2 separate regions of the Homo sapiens genome follow, and region 1 is linked to region 2. A link is an interaction called in ENCODE POLR2A ChIA-PET data of the cell type or tissue named here. Cell type or tissue: A673. All regions are shown on one strand. Links, peaks and the distances in the headings refer to the core of each region. The heading gives the core; the rest is flanking DNA. Region 1 overlaps PEAK1 (pseudopodium enriched atypical kinase 1). Region 2 has its middle 25 kb from the start of TSPAN3.

Region 1 (12,427 bases), core at 2,868-6,867, 120 kb before region 2:
TAGAATGTTTAACTGATAATGTAATGCAAAAAGCCACAAGAGAAAAGAGAACTATTGTTCTGTTTCCTGGTAATGGTCTTTCCTGTCTGTATTACATTACACACATATATATGTGTGTATGTGTGTGTAATATATATATATATATATATATATATATATATATATATATATATCCCTTTATTTTCAGTTGCTGTGACTGACAGAATTAAAAAGAAAGCATTGATTTTTTTTTCTTGGTTAAGGATCGATTAAATACTTAGAGCGTAATGCTCAGCATAAACATTTCATTTACATGAACTTTGCCTAGCATTTAACAAGACTATGGCTAGCTGCATTCTCTTATGAAATACACATTCACAATATCTTCTCAGTGAAGGGGCCATTTCTTTATGACTGTGTGTTTCGTCATATATTGAAAAACAGAGAGTATATTAACTATTTCAAATGTAAACATTACGAGTGTTAGAGATTACATAACTTCATGCTTGGTGTACCCTTTCTACTTCTTTCTAGAATTGTCATATATATATATATATATATATATATATATAAATTATACACACACACACACACACACACACACACACATCTGTAGAAAGTCTTGCTCAGATTTCACCATTGCTTACTTCTGGACCAGAACACCTTATAGGAAAATTTCATGTCACAACTATTTTTAAGCAGAAACTGCAGCAGATGAGGATATAAATAGATGGAAACAGTTTTAACCACCTATATCTTTATCGATCTTTGACTCCAAGCAGTTGCAAGCTTGGCATTATGGTTTATCTGAAAAACTATTCTAGTATAGCACCAGTTAATGAAATAAATTGTCTGCTATATATAGGTTTTGTGTGAACATACAAATGAAATGTACTGTCTCAGAATAATGTGGTTGGGGAAATATCTGGAGACAAATACAATGCAATTGCAACATAACAGTTACACACCAGACTCTTAACAGGAATAATGTAGTGTGATACTTGAAAGCCTAAACTCTGAAATGAGATTGCCTGAGCTGAGATCTCAATTCCTCTAACTATGTAACCCTGGGCAAGTTACTTCAAAGTGCCTCCGTTTTCTTCTCTGCAAAATAACCATTGATTTGAAATGTGGAGGATTTTGAAACCTAAGCTAAGAAATGTGGGTTTGATATGCTGAAAAATAGGGAGCTACTTAAAATTTTTGAACAAGCAAGTCACATGATGAAATTAATTGAGGAACATTGTATTTGTGATTGCATATGGATGGAGTGGGAGGACCTAGAGGCAAAGACATTAGATAGGAGACCACCAGAACAAACTAGACGTGAAAGGTGCAGCTGTGGAAATGGAAAGAGATGGGCAAAACCAAAAATCACCACAGAGAAAAAAAATCATCCAGATTTCATGATAGATTGGATGTATTTTGAAACACCTCTCTCCATACAAATGAAATAATTCAGCAAAATTCTAGAAAATGCTGGTGTAGGAGCTCAGTGGAAATCTCCCGTAAGTGCTGTGAGAAATTATAAATTCTGGGGACTCCAGCTGATACAGTGTGCATTCACTTACAGCTTCCTTTGCCCCTTTGTACACTAGAGCACAACAGGAAATATTGGCTTATCTCTGTAGGAAGTGTCTCTATAGGAGTTGCTTACTGAACTGAATATCTTTGTTTAGAACTAATTGACCTTTCTAAAACAGCATTTTTAAAGAGCTTACTCAAATAAGGCAGACTTTAACCATCTGATAAGTCAGAGACAAATCAGCCCTCTTCTAAGCAAGGTTGACAGTCAGTGCAAGAGAAAAGAAAGCACAGAAAGAAAGGCACCATCAGACAAAAGAACAGTGTATTAGTAAAAACCAGATAATTAAGAAAATTTTATTTAATGTGAACATTGAATTCTAACACAAATCCTTTTCCTGCATTATGATAGTATCTGTGTGAACCAACCTTTTTTCAGCCCTTTTTGTTATGGAATGTTAAGAATGTTAGTTTACAAGGTTATAAAGTAGAAGAGTCTAATTAGAAACCAGAAAATATCTCAGTCTTTTGGTCTGAATTTGTTTTCCTTTGGTTAGATTCTTAAAGTAGAAAAAAAAAAACTACTACTTATTTTGTAAACATTTTGAGGATTTTGATTCAGATATTTTAAATTATTATGAGAGATAAAGAATAACCCTGTCCAAAAAAGTAAGAAAATGAATAAAATTTGTTTAAAAGAGGATTCTCTTAAAATATAACCAAAGGGACAGATTTTGACAGCAGTCTTCATTGTTGTTCCATATGAGTGTTTTCTAAACCTAACAGATGTAAGCAATAAATAAGTAAAAAAAAAAAAAAAAAAAAAAATCTCTCAAATGAGGCTATTGGTTTCCTTCAAAATTAACTCATCATCTGGTCAGATATTTCCAGAAATTGTTTTTAACTATCTGGCAGAGCTACTGTTTTCAGTGAAGAGAGGGATCCAACAGTGATTTGATGTTTTAGTTTATATAACAGGACAGTGGTAGTATCATCAATCACTTAGCAGATTTAATTAAGTATTCTCTCTATGGTCAAATGCATTACCATTCTTCCCACTAGTCTAATAGTTTGAGTATTGGCTTGCTATTTAAGAGAAGTAAGTTATTTTTACAAGACCTTTTGTCTTGACAAAATAATCCATAACTCCTTTCCACTAGCCACAGTATTAGAGACTACTGTCGACACACACACAAATGTGTTTTGTGGGGTAATATCCAGATTGCTTGCTATGATAGTTAAATCATGTGGAAAACCTTGAATTTTGATGAAGACAGCTCTTGCTTACAAATGCATTTTATCCCCACAAAACATATCTTGGCTCTGATTACTCTAAGGTAAAACTCTACTAAACATGTGCTGCTGCTTTGCTTGTACTTGGGTGGAAGCTATGAGTGAGTGAGTGAAAGGTGCAAATGAAACTAAGTTCTTACCAGGTAGAACTGAAATAATAGAATACTGACTTCCAAGTTTGCTTCAAAAGGGCTCTTAGCAAGTGAATTCACAATTTACAGTATTAATCAAATGAGGGAAATGCATTAGAATATCTTGTTTCTGGAAGCTTTGTTGGCTATAGGCTAATTTCTAGCTCTTTAGACCAGTTTTGGCCGTCATTTAGTCACTAGTGACTTAATTATAATTAAAATTATTGCTTCTCAAATTTTCATATACATACTAAAGCATGGACTGATTCTAAATCTGGAGTGGGGCCTGAGACACTGCATTTCTAACAAGCTCGCAGGTATTACCAATGCTGCTAGTTCGTGGACTGTATTTTGAGTGGCAGAAGTCTAAAGAGTTGTCCTTGTTACCTGTGTCACCTGTCTTCTTACTCTGTTTGACTTTTTGCCTGTAAGATTAAATCTGTTTGCGCTTTATTTTGCCATTTTGAACTATTTCATAATGCTATGCTTTCTATGGCAAAGAAAATAGCCTCTGGAAGACATGCCCTTTTATTAGTGGGAGCTCCATGCTTTCTCTGGAGTTCCAGCAGGCTTTGTCTGGAGTTTGTCCAGAGGGCTATAGTGAAGGGACCCAGAAGAGCCTTTCATTGTTTCTGCTTGCAAGAAAAATCAATCACCAAGACCAGTTGATTAACAGAGATTTTCCCACTTAACTATCATTATGTGAAAGGAGTGTGGATTCTGCAGTAGAACCTGTGTGACCTTGGTCAAGTTACTTAATTTATTTGACTCTCAATTCCTTAGTCTATAAAATCAAAATAAAATGAAAATTCCTTAGTCTGTAAAATGCATAAGATCATTGGGATAATTAGTGATTAGCAGTAATATATATGAAACACTTGGATAGTATACTGTCTGCATTATAGTAGGCATTTAATAGTTAATAACAAACATCCTTGTCACTGAGTGGAATGAAACAAGCATTAAAAACTGTTTAATTTTCTCAGTGTGAGGCATTTCATTTGTAAGGCAGCAAACAAGAAGAGAGAAAGAAGGAGAAACAAATTTTGTGATTTGTTTTCTATGAAAGAAAAAGGTTAAATGTATGTTTTCATTTTTTTATGTTTCTACTTCATGTTTTAAAAAATTATTCATTAGTTTCCTTTGGAAAACTTGGGTCAAATCATTCTTCTGAATGTCCATTAGAATTCCTGTGATTCAGAAAAATTTTAGATCCTCAACTTTATTTTGAAAAAGAAAAAAAAAGAATTAATTCCATTCCATCCTAACTCACCTGAATTTTTGAGGCCAAGATATGCCCCAGTAGTGACATTCTTACTGTACTCTTTTACTGAGTATAGTATAGAGGAGAATCATCAGGAACACAGCTGGCACCTTGAGGAGCACGACTTAAAATTGGCGTTGCATGCTAAACCTGGGCAAGCCAACATTTGTTTGGTTAGTAATCTTTTCAGGCAGAGCCTTTGATTCGGCCCAAAATTCCTGCAGATTATCACAGAAGTATTTTTATTTGCAGCCAAAATCCTTCACAAAACTTCTTAGTACATTCTGAAATACAAGCATATAGGCTATAATGGTTTTTAAATTCCTTTTTCTCTCTCACATTAACTGGTTTTCTTATAGTGTGCCTAAAATGTTTGCCCAGTTAGGTGCTTCATAAAAGAGATTTTTTCCAACAGCACATGTGTTCCAGGATAACCTATTAGCTATATTATATAAATGGGAACTCTAGTTGATGGGATATTCATCTGTAAGAAAATATTCTCTCAGTACCCCTGGGCTTAGCAATACTATCATTTGTCTCACTTCAAAGCTAATTGAAATCAGCCAGCCTATGTTTCAAAATATCTACACGTATTACCAACCATCTGGCTGCTCACAAATGATGAAGACATTTAATATAAAACCTGGTTAATGCACTACCCTTTCACCTCTAGAGAAGAAATCTTGCCTAGGACATCCATAGTCTTACTTTAGTGTTGGTCTACAACAGGGCAATCATTTAGGTCCCCAAACTCATAATAATTTTATATAATCCCTCCCAAGTGACTGACCACGTGATAGATGTTAAAATGATCTTTGCTGGGCTCATTCACGACTGCAATGACAGAGTGGAAAGTTTATGTATAACCATCAGACCTAGAATATCTAGAGTACATTGCATGTGGGTAAAGGGCATATGCTACAGTTTTTTAGTAACTCGAACTTATTTTTTCTGATTATGAAAACAATAAATATTAAATGAATTCTATCCTCATAGTAGAATACTTGGAAGACATACATTTCCATTCAATATCTTGTTATTTATTAGTCTTTCAATCTTTTTTATTAAGTTTATATACATTGTTTTTAGCAAAACTAGGATTGTCTGTATTTAGTTTCTAATCTACTTTTTAAACCTAGTAATATTTTATGAACATTTTTCAACTAAGTAATCATCTCCATTTCAATAACTATAATATTCTCTCCTATCGCTATACTGTCTATGAGACATATAGATTGTCATTTCCCTGTCATAAAAAACACATAAGAAATATCTGAGGAAACTTATTCGTGCATATAGATTAATCATTGAACATATCATTGCCTTCCTTTAAATTCCTAGAAATTAATTGCAAGATAAAAAGACATGTGAATTTTTAATGTACTTTGTTTGCTTTTACTTTGTTTCATTTTTTTTTGCCTGGGGATGTTTTGATACATATTGCCTATTTTAAAAGCAGTTTGATAGATGATTAACTGGTTCCTCACCGTTTTTTTTTTTTTTTTTGAATTTTAGCTTGTATGAATTGTAGTGAGCTATTGTATTGGCAACATTATAATTAATTTTACTAAGGTATCTCAGGTAATTTCTCATATACCTATCAGCTCCAATCATATGTTGATAAAAGGGATGTATTGCGTAGTCAAGTAACATCTAAGTGGTAAGAAGGCAACTTTTAAAAGACATTTAATTTTTTCTGAAATGCCTTGAAGCTTCTGAGTAAAAGTTGCAACTTTTAAGTAAATCAAACCTCAATGCATAGTACATTTTTGTTAATCAACTCTCTAAAACCAAATAATTTTACCAAGACTGCATCATTTTTTACCAAGTTTCTCATGAAGAATTTTAACTGACAGTCTTTTCATTGAGGAGCACACTTTTACTCTTTTATCTACTAGCTAATTATGACCATCTTTTCTTCCTCCCGTCTTGCCCCACTTTGAAAAACAAAGTATCTTTTGCTTTTGTCATACCTAAATTGCTAACATCTGTAAATTCTTTTTGTGGAAGAGGGAGGAAATGTTGATGTCTGCATGCTTCTCAATATGTATTTAAAAATTTGCATATGAGTCAAAATAAAATTATTTAACAACTATTCAACTAAAGTATGGCCTATTAATAAATGAATTTTAGCATATAAAATTACTAGGGTATAAAATTATAGTAGAACCAATGAATTTAGAGTCTCAATTAGTTAAAAAGTGTGTTTTGAAGATAATGAGTACTTTTTAATTGCTACATATTGTTTTCAGTTGAGTTTTGTTCTTTGCAGTAATGGTAGCCAGAAAGTCATTTTTGCTTGTAGTATCTCAATCAAAAGATATTTTATTCTTTTTCCAGTCTTCACAGGCCCGACCCTTTGGTGTATGAGTACTGATGGGACTGCAGTATGGACAACCCCATAATTAGGCTTGCAATTATGGCAGCGTTACACTCTACTAGGAAGTAAATTTGAGATATAAGGTTGATTTTTAATTTAGCACCTATATAGGTATATCCTGACTAAAGAGTACCTGCTATATGGTAACTGATACTAAAGTCCTTATGATCACAGTATGTAATTGTCTGTTGTTTACCAAATTAACTATGCTCATACATATAAAGGGATTATTTTACATTGATTTGCTTGTATAATAGCCCTCACTATTAAATAAACAATGTGTACACTCCCTCCAAATAACTTTAAAAATCTTATCTTTTTGTGATAATTCAGATTATTGAAAAATTTCGGGGTCATCAATCATTGCTGAATCATCTCATTTCCAATCCTTCCTTTCTATTCTTTCTGCCGCTAGCCTAGTTAAAACCTCATTACCTCCCACCTGCACTTCTGGAACTGCCTCTTTATTATTCTCCTACCTCCAGTCATTGTCTGTATTGCAATTCATTATATACAGTATACATATATTAATCTTAATTTAGAATATAGATATGATTATGTTATCCTTCTGTCTAAAATATATATTTCATTAGCCATACTCTTAGATCTAGCTGGTATTCAACAATTTACATGATTTAATCCTAACTTCAAATTATATTATTGTTCATCTCACTGCATCTCACTGTTCATATGATTTCTTACCTTCATACCTTTCCTTGAGCAGTTTAGTATGTCATTCCTTTCTCCACACCACCCCCACACTCATTTGCAACCAGGAACTAAGTGCAGTCTGTGCAGTGTGAAATGGGTAGCAATGGCCCACACATGGAAAAACATATAGCCTTTCTGGTCTAGTGAATCAGAAAAGAGAAACTGGGAAAAAAAATAATGCAAAATATACCTGAGTGCAGTGGTGTGTGCCATTAGTCCCAGTTATTCAGTAGGCTGAGGCAGGAGGATCACTTGAGCTTAGAAGTTCAAGGCTTTAGTGCACTATAATTGTGCCTGTGAATAACCACTGTATTCCAGCCTAGGATACATAGTAAGACCCCATCTCTTTAAAAAAAAAAAGAAAAGAGAATTAAAGACCAACGTTCCTCATGAAAATAGAGGCATAATTCCTTAACAAAATGTTAGCTAACTAAATAAATAAAATGAATAATAAAATCATCCCAGGGTTGCAGTGTTGGTTTAACATCTGACAATCTATCAACATAATTCACCATTTTAATAGAATATAGGAGACCAAAAAAAAAACATGATTATTTCAATAAATGCGAGAAAACATTTGACAAAGTCAAATGACATTTTGTCATGATAAAATGTTTGTATCAAAGTAATGGGGAAACTTTAATATTATAAAGAAATTTCCTCAACCTGATTGAGGTTATCTACCAAAAAAATCTACAGATAGCATTATATTCATCTTTGATGATGAATAGCTCAGTGCCTTCTATCTAATGTCAGGAACAAGGCAAGGATGTCCACTTTTACCACTTTTATTTAACATTGTTCTAGAAGACTTATCCAGTGCAATAAGGCAAAATATAAAGGCATACAGATTGGAAAGGAAGAATTAAAACTAGCCTTATTTCCAGATGACGTGATCATATATGTAGAAAATGCTAAGGAATTTTTTAAAAGATACTAAAATAAATTTAGCAAGGTAGCATTATACACAGTCAATAGACAAAAATCACTTCATTTCTATATATTTGCAATACACATTTGGAAAATGAAATTTTAAGCAATTCCATTTACAGTAGCATCAAAAAACAAACTTTTTAGGATAAATTTAACAAAAAATATGAAGAGACTTCCAAAAGTTTGTGGAAATGAAAAAATATATAAACTTTATTTATTAACAAAAGCTCCATCCAGTTCAAAACACTTTTATAAGCAGTGATATCAGCCATTTAGTCTATCCCTAAAGAACCTGGGGTCCTGGGGATTTAACCACATCAATGCGGTATATTTTACATTATTAACTGAATAAAAATGAGTTGCCCAATTTTTTTAAGATTAGGAAACCAAAAGAAGTCGGAAGGAACCAAACCAGAACTATGAGGTAGATGCCTAATGAAAACTGTCAAAACATTGCTCTTGTTTAATGAGAAGAATGAACCAGGAACGTTGCTGTGGTGGAGGACTCTCTGGTGAAGCTTTCCCAAGCATTTTTCTGCTAAAGCTTTGGCTAACTTTCTCAAAACACTCATAATAATCAGATATTATCATTCTTTTGCCCTCCAGAAAGTCAACAAGCAAAATGCCTTGAGCATCCCAAAAAACTGTTGTCATGACCTTTGCTGTCTACCAGCCCACTTTTGCTTTGAATGGACCATTTCCACATCTTGGTAGCTATTGCTTCAACTGTACTTTGTGCTCCCCACAACCTGCCCTTTTTTTTTTTTTTTTTTTTTTTTTGAGACAGAGTCTCTCTTGGTCACCCAGGCTGGAGTACAGTGGCACAGCTCACTGCCACCTCGACATCTCATACTCAAGTGATCCTTCCACCTCAGCCTCCTGAGCAGCTAAGACTGCAGGTGCATGCCACCATGCCCAGCTCTTTTTTCTTTTTTGTATAGGCAGGGTCTCCCTATGTTGCCCAGGCTGATCTTGAACTCCTAGGATCAAATGATCCGCTTCAGCCTCCCAAGGTGCTGAGATTACAGGTGTGAGCCCCCGCACCCTGCCTGTACTTTGTCTTTAAGACCATACTGGTAAAGCCGTGTTTCATCTCCTGTACAATTCTTCGAAGAAACGCTTCAGGATCTCAATCCTACTTGTTTAAAATTTCCATTAAAATCTCTGCTCTTGTCCGCAGCTGATCTAGGAGTAATGGTTTTGGCCCCCGTTGAGTGGCAAGTTTGCTCAACTTTAATTTTTCAGCCAGAATTGTGTAAGCTGAACTAATTAGATGTCTATGGTATTGGCTATTGTTTCTGCTGCTAATCATGAGTCCTTTTCAATTAGGGCAGAACAAGATTAATTTTTTCCTCACAAATAAGTGTGAATGGACTGCCAGTGCAGGCTTTATCTTCAGCATCGTGTTGTCGCTTCTTAAAAGAAGTTATCCATTTGTAAACTACTGATTTCTTTGGGGCATTGACCCCATAAACTTTCATAAGGCATCAGTTACTTCACCATGCTTCCACCCAAGCTTTACTATAAAGTTGATGTTTGTTCTTGCTTCAATTTTAGCAGAATTAATGTTTCTCTGATAGGGACTCTTTTCAAACTGATGTCTTATTCTTCTTAACACCTTAAACTAGATCCCATTCAGACATGCTATCACAACTTAGTATGAGTTTATTTGGTGCAGAAAAATTTGAAAATCCATGCAGTTTTTCCATAATACACATTTTCCATGAACTTTTCGAAGATCCCTCATATTAAAGACTTACACACTGAAAATACAAAACGTTCCAAAGGGAAATTAAAGAAGACCTAAATAAATGGAGCAGTGTACTGTTTCATTGATCAGAGGACTCAAAAATTGTTAAGATGGCAATCCTCCTCAAATAGACATAAATTTACTGCAGTTTTAATCAGAATTGCAACAGGTATTTTGAAGATATGGACAAGCTGTTTTTAGATTTATATGGGAAGATAGCCTAAAATAGCTAAAACAATTTTGATAAAGTTGGAAGACAAATTACTTGATTTCAAGATTTACTGTAAAGCTGTAGTAATCAAAACAGTCTGGTATTGACAAAAATAAATATAAATATAAATATAAAATATATCTCAAAATTGATCATAAATCTACAGGTAACAAAGCTATTAAACTTGTACATGAAACCATAGGGAAATGTGTTTGTTACACGTGTTAGGCAAAAATTTCTTTAAAAGATCATTGGCTAGGTGCAGGGGCAACATAACGAGACTCCATCTCAAAAAAAGAAAAAGATAATCAAAAGCACAAACTAAAAGAAGTTATCGTTTAAATGTCCAGTGGGCCTTCTGTAGCCATGGGTTCTGCATCTGTAGATTCAACCAACCAACCACAGATCGAAAATATTTTTCTGAAAAAGGTTGGTTGTGTCTGTACTGAACATGTACAGACTTTTTATTGTCATTCCCTGAACAGTGCAGTGTAACAATTATTTACATTGTATTAGGTGTTATAAGTAATTTAGAGATGATTTAAAGTATACGAGAGTGTGCATAGGTTATATGCAATTACTGTACCATTTCATATAAAGGACTTGAGCATCCTCAGGGGTCCCAGAACCAATCACCCAGAGACACTGAGGGATAGCTATACTTTATCAGAATTGGGAACTAGCTTTTCGAAAGACAATTAAAAAGGCAATCCACAAACTGGGAGTAAATTTTTGCAAAGCCTATGTGATAAAGATCTTGTATCTAGAATACATGAAGTTTTACAACTCAGTAAGCAAACCCAATTTAAAATGGGCAAATGATTTGAACATGAACTTCACAGTAAATATATGAATGGTCAGTAAGCACATGGGGGGACACTTAACATCACTTATCTGACAAATGTGAATTTTAGCAAAAGACCAACGATACCAAGTGTTGATGAGGTTATGGAGCAATTGGAATTCTCATATATCGCAAGTGGGAATGCAAAAATGGTACACAGCTTTGAAAACCAATATGGTAATACCATATAAAGTTAAGCCACTCACCATTTGACCTAGCAATTCCATTTTAAGGTTGATATGGTTGGTTCTGTGTCCCCACCCAATTCTCTTGTCGAATTGTAATTCCCAGTGTTAGAGGCCTGGTGGGAGGTGATTGAATCATGAGGCCGGAGGACTCCCCCATTGCCGTTCTCATGATAGAGTTATCATGAGAGATCTGGTTGTTGGAAAGTGTGTGACACCTTCATCTTCACTTCTCTCTCTCCTGCTGGCCATATGAATATGTGCTTTCTTCCCTTTTGCCTTCTGCCACAGTTGTAAGTTTCCTGAGGCCTCCCTAGAAACAGAAACCTGTACGGCCTGCAGAACTATAAGCCAATTAAACCTCTTTTCTTTTCTTTTTTTTTTTTTTGGAGACAGAGTCTTGCTCTGTCGCCTAGGCTGGAGTGTAGTGGTGCGATCTTGGCTCACTGCAAGTTCCGCCTCCTGGGTTCACGCCATTCTCCTGCCTCAGCCTCCCGAGTAGCTGGGACTACAGGCGCCCGCCACCATGCCCGGCTAATTTTTTTTTTTTTTGTATTTTTAGTAGAGACGAGGTTTCACCGGGTTAGCCAGGATGGTCTCCATCTCCTGACCTCATGATCTGCCCACCTCAGCCTCCCAAAGTACTGGGATTACAGACGTGAGCCACCGCGCCCAGCCTAAACCTCTTTTCTTTATAAATTACCCAGTCTTGGGTATGTCTTTATAGAGGTATAGGAATGGACTGATACAAAGGTATTTACCCAACTGAAATGAAAACACATGCCCACCCAGGAATGTGTTCATGAATGTTTATAATAATATTATTCATGATAGCTGAAAACTGGTGAAGAATACATTGTGGTGTATCCATTCCATGGAATCATACTAGCCATAAAAAGGAGCGAAATAATGATACACACAAGATTAATGTATCTCAAAAACAACATGGTAAGTGAGGCAAGTCAAACATGACTACTATGTAGTATATAATTCTATTTATATGAAATTCTAGAAAAGGAATAGCAATAGTGACTGACAGCAGATTAAAGTGGTTATTGAGGCCAGGAGTTAGGGAGAAGGGATCAAGTGCAAAGGGACACAAGGACACTTTTTGAGTGAGGGAATTGTTCTATATCTTCATTGTTATGTTGGTTATACAATTGTATACAAATAATAAAAATTATCAAACTGTACACTTAAAATTGGTGAATTTTATTGTATG
Region 2 (12,427 bases), core at 3,073-7,072:
TAATAGAATAGGTAACCTAAAAATAGTATCAGTATGAAACTAGTATATGTAATATAGGATAAGTAAGACATCACTATATGAGAAGGGAAGGAAGTTTATCCAATGTGCTGGTACAATTGGTTAGCTATTTGGAAAATATTAATCTTCATACTATAAGCTAATACAAATCCAAACAGATCAAACAGAGTTACATGCCACAAAGGAAAGAAAAATCTCAAGAACTAGAAGAATGCCAAGTCAATGCATGTTTTATCTCTTGTTGAGAAAGGACTTTGTAAGCTAAGAGACGGTGGAAGGTGTCTGAAAGGGAAAGATCAATAGGTTTGACTAAAGGTGATAAACCTTTGTCCATGGAAAACAGCAGAAACAAAATTGAAAAGTAAATAACCCAGAAAAAAGATTTCAACACATATAACAGACATAGGATTAAAATTCTGAGTTATAAAGAGCTGATACAAATCATTAGGAACATAAAACACTAATAGATGAGAACAGAGAAGTCACAGAAGAACCCAAATGTTTAAGCTTTCTAGAAACAAGAGAAATAACCTAAGGTGGCATATCTAAAAAAAAATTTTAACAGCTTTTTCTGATTGATTATAAAAATAATGCCTGTTTACAGTAGAAAATGTGGAAGGTAAAATTGACCCACTAGGTCACCATCTAGAAATGACCACCATTAACATTTACTGTATATCCTGCAACTGTTGTTTACTCTGCCTTTTTCTTTTTAAATTAAGATCATATTGTTGGCATCTCATTTTCCACCTATCAAATTAACAAAGCTTTTTTTTTAAAGCTTATACTCCATGCTGGTGACAGGGTATACAGTTCAGTCAATGTTGGTGCAATTGAATTGGATGGAAAGGGGCTTGATTCATCCTGTCCTGGGGTGTTGGGCAAGGGCTGACCCCAGTAGTCAGCATGGTGGTGGGTAATAGAGATTTCAGATCTCCAAGGTCAAAGTGACAGAGTCACCAGGGGAGCTTTTCAAAAGGAAAGACCACCCAAGTCCAGTGACTCCAAGACCCCCTCCTCCCCAGGGTCCTTCAGCTATTCTGAGCTTGTAAGGGGCCTCTCTGCCTGAATCTGGATTTAGCTCCAGGTTCCACCTCTGACAAACTGTGTCCTCAGCCATTCTCTGAGCCTTGGTTTTGATGGGGATTCCTACCTCACAGGGTCATTGTCAGGATGAAAGGACACAGTCTAGCAAGTGTATTTAGTCCACTGCCAGGCAATAGTAAGTGCTCAAATATTGTTGATCAAAAAGGCAAACTCTGAGTGGGTATTTACTTTCTGTTTTTATAACCAAGGACTCATCGGGGGATTTTTGCTGAACAAAGATACTGTGAATTCAAATCTCGGCCTCGTAAGAATCAGAAAACTGCTTGCAGCTTTTGAGTGGCAATTTCTCCAGCTTTCCAAATATCTCCTGGCTGAATTTCAGAAAGCCTGGTTAACAGTCGTTTCTCTGAACACCTCCTACCTGCCGATGGTGACATAGCACATCAGAGGCAGAAATGGGTCCATGCCTCTGAATCCAAGCCTGCCTTCCTCCCTACACAACCTGGACCCTTTATTGGGGGAGAGTCAGGCACAGTGGTAAACTGACAAGGGACAGGGCTGCGATGGGAAGTGGGGGGTGAGGATGAAAGCAGCTGTTGAGGGCCCCTCTAGCTCTGGGCCGGTGTGCTCTTTAGAGGGTGTCTGTGTCCCGAAGCACCCCCTCCCTCCCTCAGCAAGGGGCTGGCCCAGGCCCTCACCCTTCCTCGGAGCCTGCTGCCCACATCAGAGCCCTCATTTCAGCTCCCCTCATGACACTGCCTTGCATAATAAATGCTTCAGTTGAATGTACTTTATTTTGGGGAAAGTCATTAAACTCCTTTTGTGGAAACATTTTAATTGAATTAGATTGTTTTCTGATTGTAATAGATGTTAATTAATTGAGTGGGCCGAGTGTCCTTGGATGTAGCTGGCTTCTCTCAGTTTAATTAGGAGGTGAATGTGGACTTATTTCTTTTTGCTATGAGTCTGTGGTTTAAATTTATCTTTTCAGCTAATAAAGTGATCAGGCGAATGCAGGGAGCAGATTATTTCTTATATCTGAAATTTAGTAGTCTGCTTCGCTCACAGAGCCAAGTGGCAGCCTCTGCTTGGCATCATTGGGGCGTGACCCAGTTCTCCATCTTGGCTTGATGAAGTTTCTCCATTTCTCTTGGGAAAAGAAAGAAGTTTTAAGTTCTACAAACATGCCTTTATCTCAAGGATACTAGTCACCTTGGGGAGTGATGCTGTTGGTTCCCACAGGTGTGACTGACCTGAGAGGCAGGTGGTCTGCAAGGCAGCCAAAACTCCCGAGCTTTTCGTCCATCCCTGGAGCAGGCAGGCAGGACTTGGGTAGGTACTGAAACTCAGAACAGCCAACAGACCCTGGCAGCTTCCTCATTGTAGAGATGCTGCAGCTGCAGCCCAGAGAGGGAGAGGGCATGCCCAAGGCCGCACAGTGTGGCCCTGGGACAGTAACACCTACATCCCCCAGCATCTCTGACTAGTATCAAATTCAGTTTGGGTCAACCAGCACTGACATGAGCCAGACCCTTGGCTATGTGAGAGGGCAGAGGTAGGTCCAAGGTCCTCAAGGAGGTTGCAAAATAGTGACAGCCATGATGTGTAAACTGAAACAACCAGAGGGATCCATACAACATAGAAGACAGTGTGAGGGGCCAGGCATGTTACCTTGACTTGTGGATAGGAAGGGCAGTCTGGGAAGCCTTCTGAGAGGGGATGAGTCTGCACTGGGTTTTGAAGGATGAATAGGAGTTCCCCAGGAGGACAAAGTGTGGAGAACGTTATTCCAGACAGAGGCAACAGTATATGCAAAGCCAAGTTCATTCTGGCACATGCTGGCAAACATGTAAGAGCCACAGGAAGCCCTCAGCAGAGGCAGGACATGCTCAGATTTGCACTGTAGGAACAATGTCTCAGGCTGTAGAAGTGGAGGAGAGACCACAGTGAGAAATGAGGGGTAGAAAGAACCAGGGGAGACAGGCTGGGCGCCCCTAGCCCAGCTCACTGCCATGGAGATGGAAGAGCAGGGGCCGATTCTAGAAATATTTAGGAGGTAGAGTCAACAGTTCCCAGCTTCCCAGAGGGTCAGGCCTCCCAAGGAGGCCCCAAGAGAGAGCAGGTGAGGATAAAGGAAGGGTGATGCCCTCTCAGACAAGTTCTTTGGCAACTAAATGGCTTGTGTTCGCCTGAATGGTGCTGCAAGGTGACAAGACTTGCAGTAGCAGTGACAGCTCACACTGAGCCACTTCCTTAGGCCAGATACCATTACATGTGATGCATGATGAACTTTATCTTCAGGACAATCCTGCAAGGGGGCTTCTTTTCCTACTCCATGTCACCAGGGAGGAAACCTGAGCATGGAGATGGACAATGACCCACCCAAGGTCACCACGCCAAGGAAGTAGCAGCGCGGTCGCTCTCCCAGGCTAGCTAGGGCCTCTCTGATCTACCCCAAGTTGATGTGTGCTCCACATTCAAATAGGGCTTGCTTGACTCTTTACCCCAAATTATCCATTGTAACAGGCAACAAGAGTCTAGGTTTTCCTTTGAAAAATCAAAAGGCCTTCCAGCACCAAACATCATTCCCCAGAAGCATGGGGGCCTTGGACCTTGGCAGCTTGTCCCTTTCTCATCCATGCCCAGGGCCCCTGCTCTCCAGTGGGAGTAGGCGAGGAGTCCAGGCTGGGCTGCTTTTTTGCAGATCCCACAGTATAGCAAGAAGGGCCTGGTTCAAACCCGCTGCCTCCCTGTGTGATCCTGGGCAAGTCCTTTCCCTCTCCAGGCCTCAGGAACTGACCAGGTCTGCATCACCCCTGCCAGGGCTGCCATGGAGTATCCGGAAAGCCACATGTGTAGGACTTCGGGCACATGGTAGTTGATGGCTGCTGTGATTAAGGCTGCCTGGGCCTTGCTCCTGGTTCTCTCGAGGACACAGGACACAGAAAAGTGTCTTCACAGGGGCAGCCACTAACCCTAGAAATTGGCTCCCAGGCTCTGCCACCCAAGAAGCAAGCTCACTGCTTATAGAGCTTCTTTCTTCAATAGGAACCCTTTCTCTGCAAATCCCTAGTTTGCTAGGAACCCCAGAGGCACATTCTTTCCCGTCCACATGCCCCCACTATCTCTGGCAGGACTATATTCACCCTTCAAGGCCTCAGTCTAGCCCACCTCCTCCCCAACCCCATCAGACTTCTCCCTACCCCCTGCCCTTTGGGTGCTTCCTATGAGTATCTGGCCCCACTCTGCCCTTCTGTGCCACTGGGCACTTTTCTGATGCTGGAGAGCTCCCAGGGCAGGCTTATGCCTCTGACTCGCCCAGAGCCTGCCAGAGCCCACCAGAGCCCACCCCTGGGTAGCTCCAGCTGAAGACTGTGGATGGCTAGAGAAGGGAAGAAATTCACCCTCCCCACCGCATGTGCGTGTGTGTGCGCGCACACACACACCCCCCCCACCCCCCCCCCCGACACATATGGTCCCTCTCCCATTTTGTGGCCACAGCTGGCCTTCTCTCTAGCTCTGCCTTGTGTGGCTCTGGGACCTCTGCCCACTCTGTCCTATCCTTCATCAGGCTGTTCCAGATGCTTATCCAGCCCCTGGGACATTCTCACCCCACCCTTCCCACTGGAACATGCCCTGACTTTGGGGCAGGGGCTGGCACTAGGCAAGCTGTCACTACACACCACAGTGGCCCTGTCTCTGGGAAAATAAATGGAACATGGCTTGGGAGCTTGTCATCTACTGGCTCCAGGAGACTCCCACAAAAAAAAAACATGGAGGAAGCAAACCGAGATCCTTCTCAAGGAGGCCAGGAAAGTAGGCCCTGAAAAGCAGAATTAAGAAGCTTTTCCCTCTTCTCCCAGCCTGCTAGAGGGCAAAGCAGCAGTGGGGTTAACTGGTTCCCAATTGACAAGTTTCCTGTCACCCTTCCCCTTCCCTCTCCTGCAGGATAGACCAGCTGTTGGGGCCAGATTAATGGCCACAATTAAAAGCAAAATGCCCTTGCTGTGGCCCACTCTCCTCCCACACCTGTGAGCCTGGAGGCTGAGCTCTAAGCCCCAGGAATGGGAGATTTGTAATGAAATCAGACATGCCTCTTAACCGCTGATGGTATCAGGGCCCAGGGGAGATGCAGACTTATTTCCTAATCTCCCTTGGAGCATCTGTCAGCCCCACTACACAGCAATGTCATTCCTGCGTGCAGCAAGGACCTTTCATGGGGCAGACTGTCAACCGCCTGCCTGGCTGCCCACCCGCCCCTCCGAAGCTCCCCAAAGCCGCTTCCCCTTTCCTGGACTCAGGCTGCACAGGCATTCACAAATGCTCATACCCCGCACACTCACATCCTCTCATCCATACACAATCATTCTGATTCATTCATAAATTGCCTGCTGTGCCCCAATTGCATTGACAGACAAAAGAGAAAAATAAGAACATCTATTTAGCAGTGTTGGAAAACAGAAAAGGGTATCATTGCTAAAGCAGTCATTTTGAGGGATTCCTAGAAGCAGATGAGAACAAGCAAAACGAGAGGCCCATTGATGCTGCACAGCTAGACAAGTCGGGGGGCTGCTTTCCCTACTAGAGCCCAGGGAGCTCCCCAACTCTGGGCAGCAGAGCTGAGCAAAGGGGTTGCAGGAGGCCTCAGGAGCTGTCTCCATCCCGGCCTTTGTCCCAGGCTTTACTGGGTTAGAACTGCGTGCTGAGTCCGAAAGGGGTTTGGGCAGCCTGCGTGGAACAAAGGTATAGGACTCCACAATCCCCATAGAGGGAAGGCAGGAGAGGGTCTTGGCCCAGTAGTGGCAGCTTTTACCATAGCCTGCTGCTACGGCTGTCACAGCCTGGACCCTACGAAGACACCCTGAGGTCCCAATAGCAGTGGTGGGTGGAGGGAAGCAGATGGCATGGCCTGGACTCAGCTGAAGAAATGCATGGAGACCTGCCACTCCCTCAACCCACCCCTCAGCCCCAGCCTCAGTGCCAACCGCACTCCCTGACACCTCAGACTTGAGGCAAAAGGAATCCTAGGGCTCCTGTCCTCACCCCGGCCATTCGCCCCCAGTTCATGCACTTGGAAAACGAACACTTCCTGCCCACACCCCTTCAAGAAGGGTCCAATTACATCAGGAAAACCTGCGTGCTGCAGCCCCCTTCTTGACATTCATAATCTGTCTTAGCTTGTTAAGGGCTCTGAGAAGTCTTGCAGCATCTTTTATTGTATAATTTACATTCCATGCAGTTACAGATCTTAAGCATTCAGTAGAATGAATTTTGACAACAGATTACACCCATATAACCCACACCCACATCAATATGTAGAACATTTCATCACTCCAGAAATTCCCCAGGTCCACCCCACAGGCAACCACGTTATGACTTCTATAATGATAGATTCATGTTGCCTGTTCTGAAGCTTCGCAGAAATGGATTCTCACAAAACATGCACCCCTTCCGGTCTGGCTTCTTTCACTCACCATAATATCTGTGCAATGCATCCATGTTGCTATGTGTCAGTAATTCATCACTTTTCATTGTTGACCATATTTTCTTGTAAGAATATACTTATTGCAATTTGTGTATCTATTTTCCTGCTGGTAAATATTTAGTTTTTTTCCAGTTTTTACTGTGAGCAAAGCTGCCATGAACACTGTGTGCTAGTCTTGTTGTAAACAGATGTTTCATATTTTTCCTAGGCAGGTGTACCTAGAAATGGAATTTGCAAGTGTGTGCACACTGCCAAACTATTTTCCAAAACAATGTATGGGAGTTACTGTTGCTCCACATCCTCATCATTATTTCATATTGCTTCTTTAGGAACTTTTATAAAAAATTGGTTTAACTTAACATTTCCCACACTAATTGAGCCATTGAACTTCTAAAATTTTTTATTTAGTATTTCCTTATTTATTTAGAGACGGAGCCTCACTATGTCACCCAGGCTGGCCTCAAACTCGGGCTCATGACACTGTGCCTCCAGAGTTGCTGGGACTACAGGTGCACACCACCACGCCCAGCTGTACTTTAATAAAATAATCCCTTTTAACATATAATGGAACAAGTGTTCTGTAAAATTTATTTTGGAGAGTGAAATCTAGATCTTTATTTATAAGTAGGAGAAACAAAAATATTAGCTATAACAATAAATCACCAGATCAATGAGAAGGAGAGGCTCAAAAGAGAGGGCAAGGCTGAAAAAGCTGAATAAATGGCCTCCCATGAAAAGGAATGAGTACAATCAATCAGACTAACTGTGAGGTTCAAGAGGATGTCACATAGATAAAACTAGATGGAGCAGGCTGCAATGAAAGAGAAAGAGAATTTGGAAACGACCAACATGGCTGCCAAAATGAAAAACTTGAGAATTAATGAACTACGCAATAAGCTCTGCCCCAAACTAGTGACACTTGCAGTTAAAGACAGTGGAGTAAAGGCGTCTCCACCCCTTTCTCCTCTCTGAAACCAAGTAAAACCTTAAGAAGAATGAGAAATAGGAGAGAAATGCTCTTTTGCACAAAACTTGGACACTCATAACACCAAAACATAATGTATGAATACTATAACAATTGGTTACTATCCTGGTCTCTCCAGATAGTATAGTATCTGGAGAGGATTCTGAGAGACCATATACCCCTAGAGACCAGGAAGGATAAAACCGAAGACCCCTCTGTTGGAACAGCAAAGGTCAGAGTATTTGGATGGGCTTCTGAACTTTCCTGAATGCTGCTTGGCCGTGTGGCATGGCTGTGGAGGGAGCGCTGAAAACGGGAAGGCAGAAGTTGCCATCCTTGCAGGAAGCTGGATGACCATCTGGTGGGTGACTGGCAGCCCTGCCACTGCTGGTCTTGCTGGCTGAAGAGAAACAAAGGCCGAACCACCACACACAAACCTGGGACACTGTGGGGGCTTGACCGTGGGTTCTCTGCTAGTCTGGGGTGAAGTCACACCCTGGGGAAATTGTGGATTAGAAAGTGTATTAGTTCCTATGACTGCTGAAACAAATTACCACAAACACCAGTGATTTATTCTCTCACAGTTCTAGAGAGCAGAAGTCCCAAATCTGTGTTACTGGGTCAAAATCAAGGTGTTGGCAGTGGGGCGCCCTCCGGAGGCTTAGGGGAGAATCCGTTCCTTCCCTCTTGCAGTTTCCGGGGGCCGCCAGCACTCCTTAGCCTGTGTCTGCACCACTCCAATCTCTGCCTCAGTGGTCATATTGCCCTCCTCTCTCCTGTGTGTATGTCAAATCTGCTCCTGCCTCTTTCTCATTAAAACACTCATGATCGCATTTAGGGCTCAGCCAGATAATCCAGAATAATTTCTCCATGTCAAGATCCTCAATTTAACCACATATGCAAAAATCTTTGCCATTTAAGGTAACATTCACAGGTTCCAGGGATTAGGACTTGATATCTTTGGGGCCATTATTCAGTCTACCACAGAAACTATCACAAGACAAAGCTCAAATGTAAGCTGCACGCTAGCTCAACTCACTGCTTTGGTCTCTGGCTCCTCCTCCATACAATCTTTCATTTTCTTTTCTTTTTTTTTTTTTTTTTTGAGATGGAGCCTCACTCTGTGCCCCAGGCTGGAGTGCAGTGGCACAATCTTGGCTTACCGCAGCCTCCACCTCCAGAGTTCAAGAAATTCTTTTGCCTCAGCCTCCCAAGTAGCTGGGATTACAGGCGCATGCGCCCAGCTAATTTTTGGGTTTTTGGTAGAGATGGGGTTTCGCCATGTTGGCCAGGCTGGTCTCAAACTCTTGGGCTCCAGTGATCCTCCCACCTCGGCCTCCCAAAGTGCTGGGATTATAGGTGTGAGCCATCACACCTGGCCCTCCATACAATCTTCCTATAGAAAACTAGTCCAAAAAGACTAGAAAAAGCCAGTCAAAAATGAATGATAACAATGTATAAAATGGCAGGAAGGTCAAACATGTCCTTGTTGCAGGATAGCTGTGACTTAGCTAAGTACCTCTATTTAATGAGAAAGATCCTAATACTGGGCAGACACCCACATATTCTTGTATGCACTCATACACAGACTTACACAACTCCAACTACACACCAGTTATAAAATACTCACTCAAAACAACAAGAGTCACACGGAAGGCCTGGCTAAGATATCTCAGGCAAATGCTGACATAAAGAAAGCAAGGTAGGATATGTTTATATCAGACAAAGTAGAATTCAAGGCAAGATGCATTAAACAAGATAAAGAACTTTTTTTTTTTTCAAATAAAAGTACAGTGTGCCAAGAAGATGTGAAATGAAGAGGTCTTTTACCCAGCAATCGTCTCAGTGGGAGGATTTATCATAACTTTCTCAGACTCAAATTGAGTAAAGAAAAGAGAAGGTTTGAATATCAAATTAAATAAGCTTTGTGTGTACTCTCAAAACAGACTACCTGTTTTCTTTTCAAATTCTCATGGAACAATGACAAAAACTGACCACATACCAGTCCACAAAAAACTCAGTAACCAAAAAGTAGAAATCATATGAACCACATTTCCTGATCACAATGTAATCCATCTAGAAATTAACAACAAACAGATAATACCTTCACCCCAGGTCTAACCACTTATAAATTTTCAAACATTTCTCCACAGCTCAAGTTAAATTAAAAGATAAAAATTGAGGCCAGGCATGGTGGCTCACACTTGTAATCCCAGCACTTCAGGAGGCCAAGGCTGGAGGATCACTTGAGGCTAGGAGTTTGAGACCAGCCTGGGCAACATGGTGACGCCCCATTTCTAAAAAAAAAAAAAAAAAAAAAAAAAAAAATCACAAATTGTCAGAAATTATTATTAACAATGAGAATATCATTGTTAGTAACTGAAATATTAAAACCTAGATAATAAGACTAAAGATTTTCTCAGAGCAGTGGTCATAGTCTTAAACTCTTATGTGTAAAGTCAATAACTCATTCATTCCACAAATATTTTCTGAGTGCCTATTATAGGCCAGCACTGCTCTAGGTGTTGGGGATTGAACAGAAAGAGAGATTCTTTTTGTAGAGCTTACATTCAAATTGATAATGGTAAGAATTAGGGGGCGGGGGAGGGTGGAATGCCCTGAACATTCAATTCAAGAAGCTGGAAAGGTACAATAAAATACTCTCAGAAAAGCAAAGGAAATTACAAAAGAAAATATATAAATTAGGCCTGGCGCGGTGGCTCATGCCTGTAATCCCAGCACTTTGGGAGGCTGAGGCAGGTGGATCACGAGATCAGGAGTTCAAGACCAGCCTGGCCAAGATGGTGAAACCCCATCTCTACTAAAAATACAAAAATTAGCTGGGCGTGGCGGCGTGCACCTGTAGTCCCAGCTTCTTGGGAGGCTGAGACAAGAGAATTGCTTGAACCCGGGAGGTGGAGGTTGCAGTGAGCCCAGATCGCGCCACTGCACTCCAGCCTGGGTGACAGAGCGAGACTCTGTCTCAAAACAAAACAAAACAAAAAACGAAAATATATAAATTAATGATTTAGAAAAATAAAGTAGAACTGATAAAATTAAGCTTTGATTAGACTCTATTGCATCTAAGAAAAAAGAGAAAACACAAATATTTATCATTAGTAAAGGCAAGAGGGATTACACAACTGCAAATACAGAGGCAATTGTATAGATTATAAGCAAATAATATGTGTAACATGATGCTAAAATTTGAAAACTTAGATAAAGCAGATATTATGGATAAAAATGGATATATTTCTAGAAATATGTAAATTACCAAATAGGCTCAATAAGAGATAAAAAGCCTGAGTGGTGGAAGGGTGTGGTGTCTCACTCCTGTAATCCCAACACTTTGGGAGGCCAAGATGGGTGGATGACCTGAGGTCAGGAGTTCGCAACCAGCCTGGCCAACATGATGAAACCCCGTCTCTACTAAAAATACAAAAATTAGCCGGATGTGATGGTGTGCTCCTGTAATCCCAGCTACTTGAAAGGCTGAGGCAGGAGAATTACTTGAACACGGGAGGCAGACATTGCAGTGAACCTAGACTGTGCCACTACACTCCAGCCTGGGCGACAGAAGAAGACTCCGTCTCAAAAAACAGCAACAATAACAACAACAAAACCTGAGTGGCCCTGTTACTAGAGAAGAAATTGAAAAGATCGTTCAGGGTCTACCAACCAAAACACATAAATACCTAGATGACTGAAGGCAAAATCTGACAAACTTTCAACACACTGATAATCTTATTAAACTATATAGAACATAAAGATGGAAATACACTCTTTTGCAAGTCTGCATACCAAAATCTGATACACAAAACACACAAAGGAATTACAGTTCCAAGCAGGAAGGCTGGAGCACACACTGCCGTTGTTGCAGCTGGAAGCGCCAAGCAGTGTTCACTTGGACACATGGGTGGCCTGTCACCCAAACACAGCTGTGGGGATAATTCACCTCCTGTGGTCCTGTCCTCCTGTCACTCAAACTATGCTCCACATCTATGGCTTCAGGGGTGTTCCTTGTGGCCAGTTGACAGAGGAAGATAATAATTGAGTAGAGTTTACCCCAACTGGTTCAGTAAAAGTGCACAGCTGCAGTGTTACTCTCCCACTCAGGAGTGGCCCCAAAAGACAGTGTGGAGAACAAATCCTCTCAGGAGTGGAATTTAGAGCGTTACATCTTGAACACTTTCCCCAAAGGCCAGATGGCCTGAGATATAGATCTACACTGGCTCATGGGCAGTAGGTCATGGTTTTGCTGGACAAACAAGGACTCCAGAACAAGATGCGAGATTGGAGACAGGATGGTTTGGGGAAGAGAATGTGCATGGATCGCTCAGAACTGACCCAGAGGCAATGAGTATTTGTGTGCCATGTGGATTCTCTCCAAAATGTCCTCACTGTGGAGCAAGTTCTCAATAATCAGGTGGACAAGAAGACCCACCCAGTGGATGAGTAAATGTCTATAAGTCTCTTTCCTCGGTCACCCTTGTACCCACTCAGGAATAAAGTAGTTTTGGATGCAGCAGCCACCTATCCAAGTGAGGACCTAATGGCCTCTCCAAAGGTGAAGCAGCCACTGGCACCGATGAGGGTCTAACTTTCAGCAGTAGAAACCAGTTCTGCAAATCTGATATTATACCACAGTGAGGAGGACCAGTTAGCTACTTGATGGAAAGTTAGTTTTACTGGGGCTCCTTCCATCGTGGAGGGGCAGGAACTTGACGTCACTGGAATAACTACTTATATTGGAGTTGAATATGCATCCTGTCTTTACTGTGTTTCCATCAACACCACCATCAGTGGCCTGAATAATGTCCTCCACTCCATCATAGCAACCCATACAACACTGTTTCTGCCCTAGGATCAGGTGTACAGTCAAAGAAATGGAGCAGTGGGTTGATAGTCATGGG

The links. Peaks named below come from ENCODE experiments on the same cell type or tissue, not always from the same donor. Only the 100,000 strongest peaks of a DNase experiment are listed, where the experiment ranks them.
Region 1: POLR2A ChIA-PET joins it to region 2 with 5 read pairs; 3 of 35 experiments call an interaction of 5 or more read pairs at or near these places.

What each region holds. Positions count from the first base shown.
Region 1 is chr15:77,213,791-77,226,217 of GRCh38, reverse strand. The region is part of intron 6 of PEAK1 (pseudopodium enriched atypical kinase 1); the gene reads left to right. LINC00597 (long intergenic non-protein coding RNA 597) reads left to right here and starts at 814. Exons shown (of 1, transcript NR_026813.1): 1 at 814-2,325. In A673, for the core only: no CTCF peak of the experiment used is centred there; no DNase peak of the experiment used is centred there.
Region 2 is chr15:77,090,304-77,102,730 of GRCh38, reverse strand. It overlaps a transcript of PEAK1 not described here. Among named protein-coding and RNA genes, the nearest start is that of TSPAN3, 25 kb to the right of the region's middle. In A673, for the core only: no CTCF peak of the experiment used is centred there; a DNase peak (open chromatin) is centred at 5,160.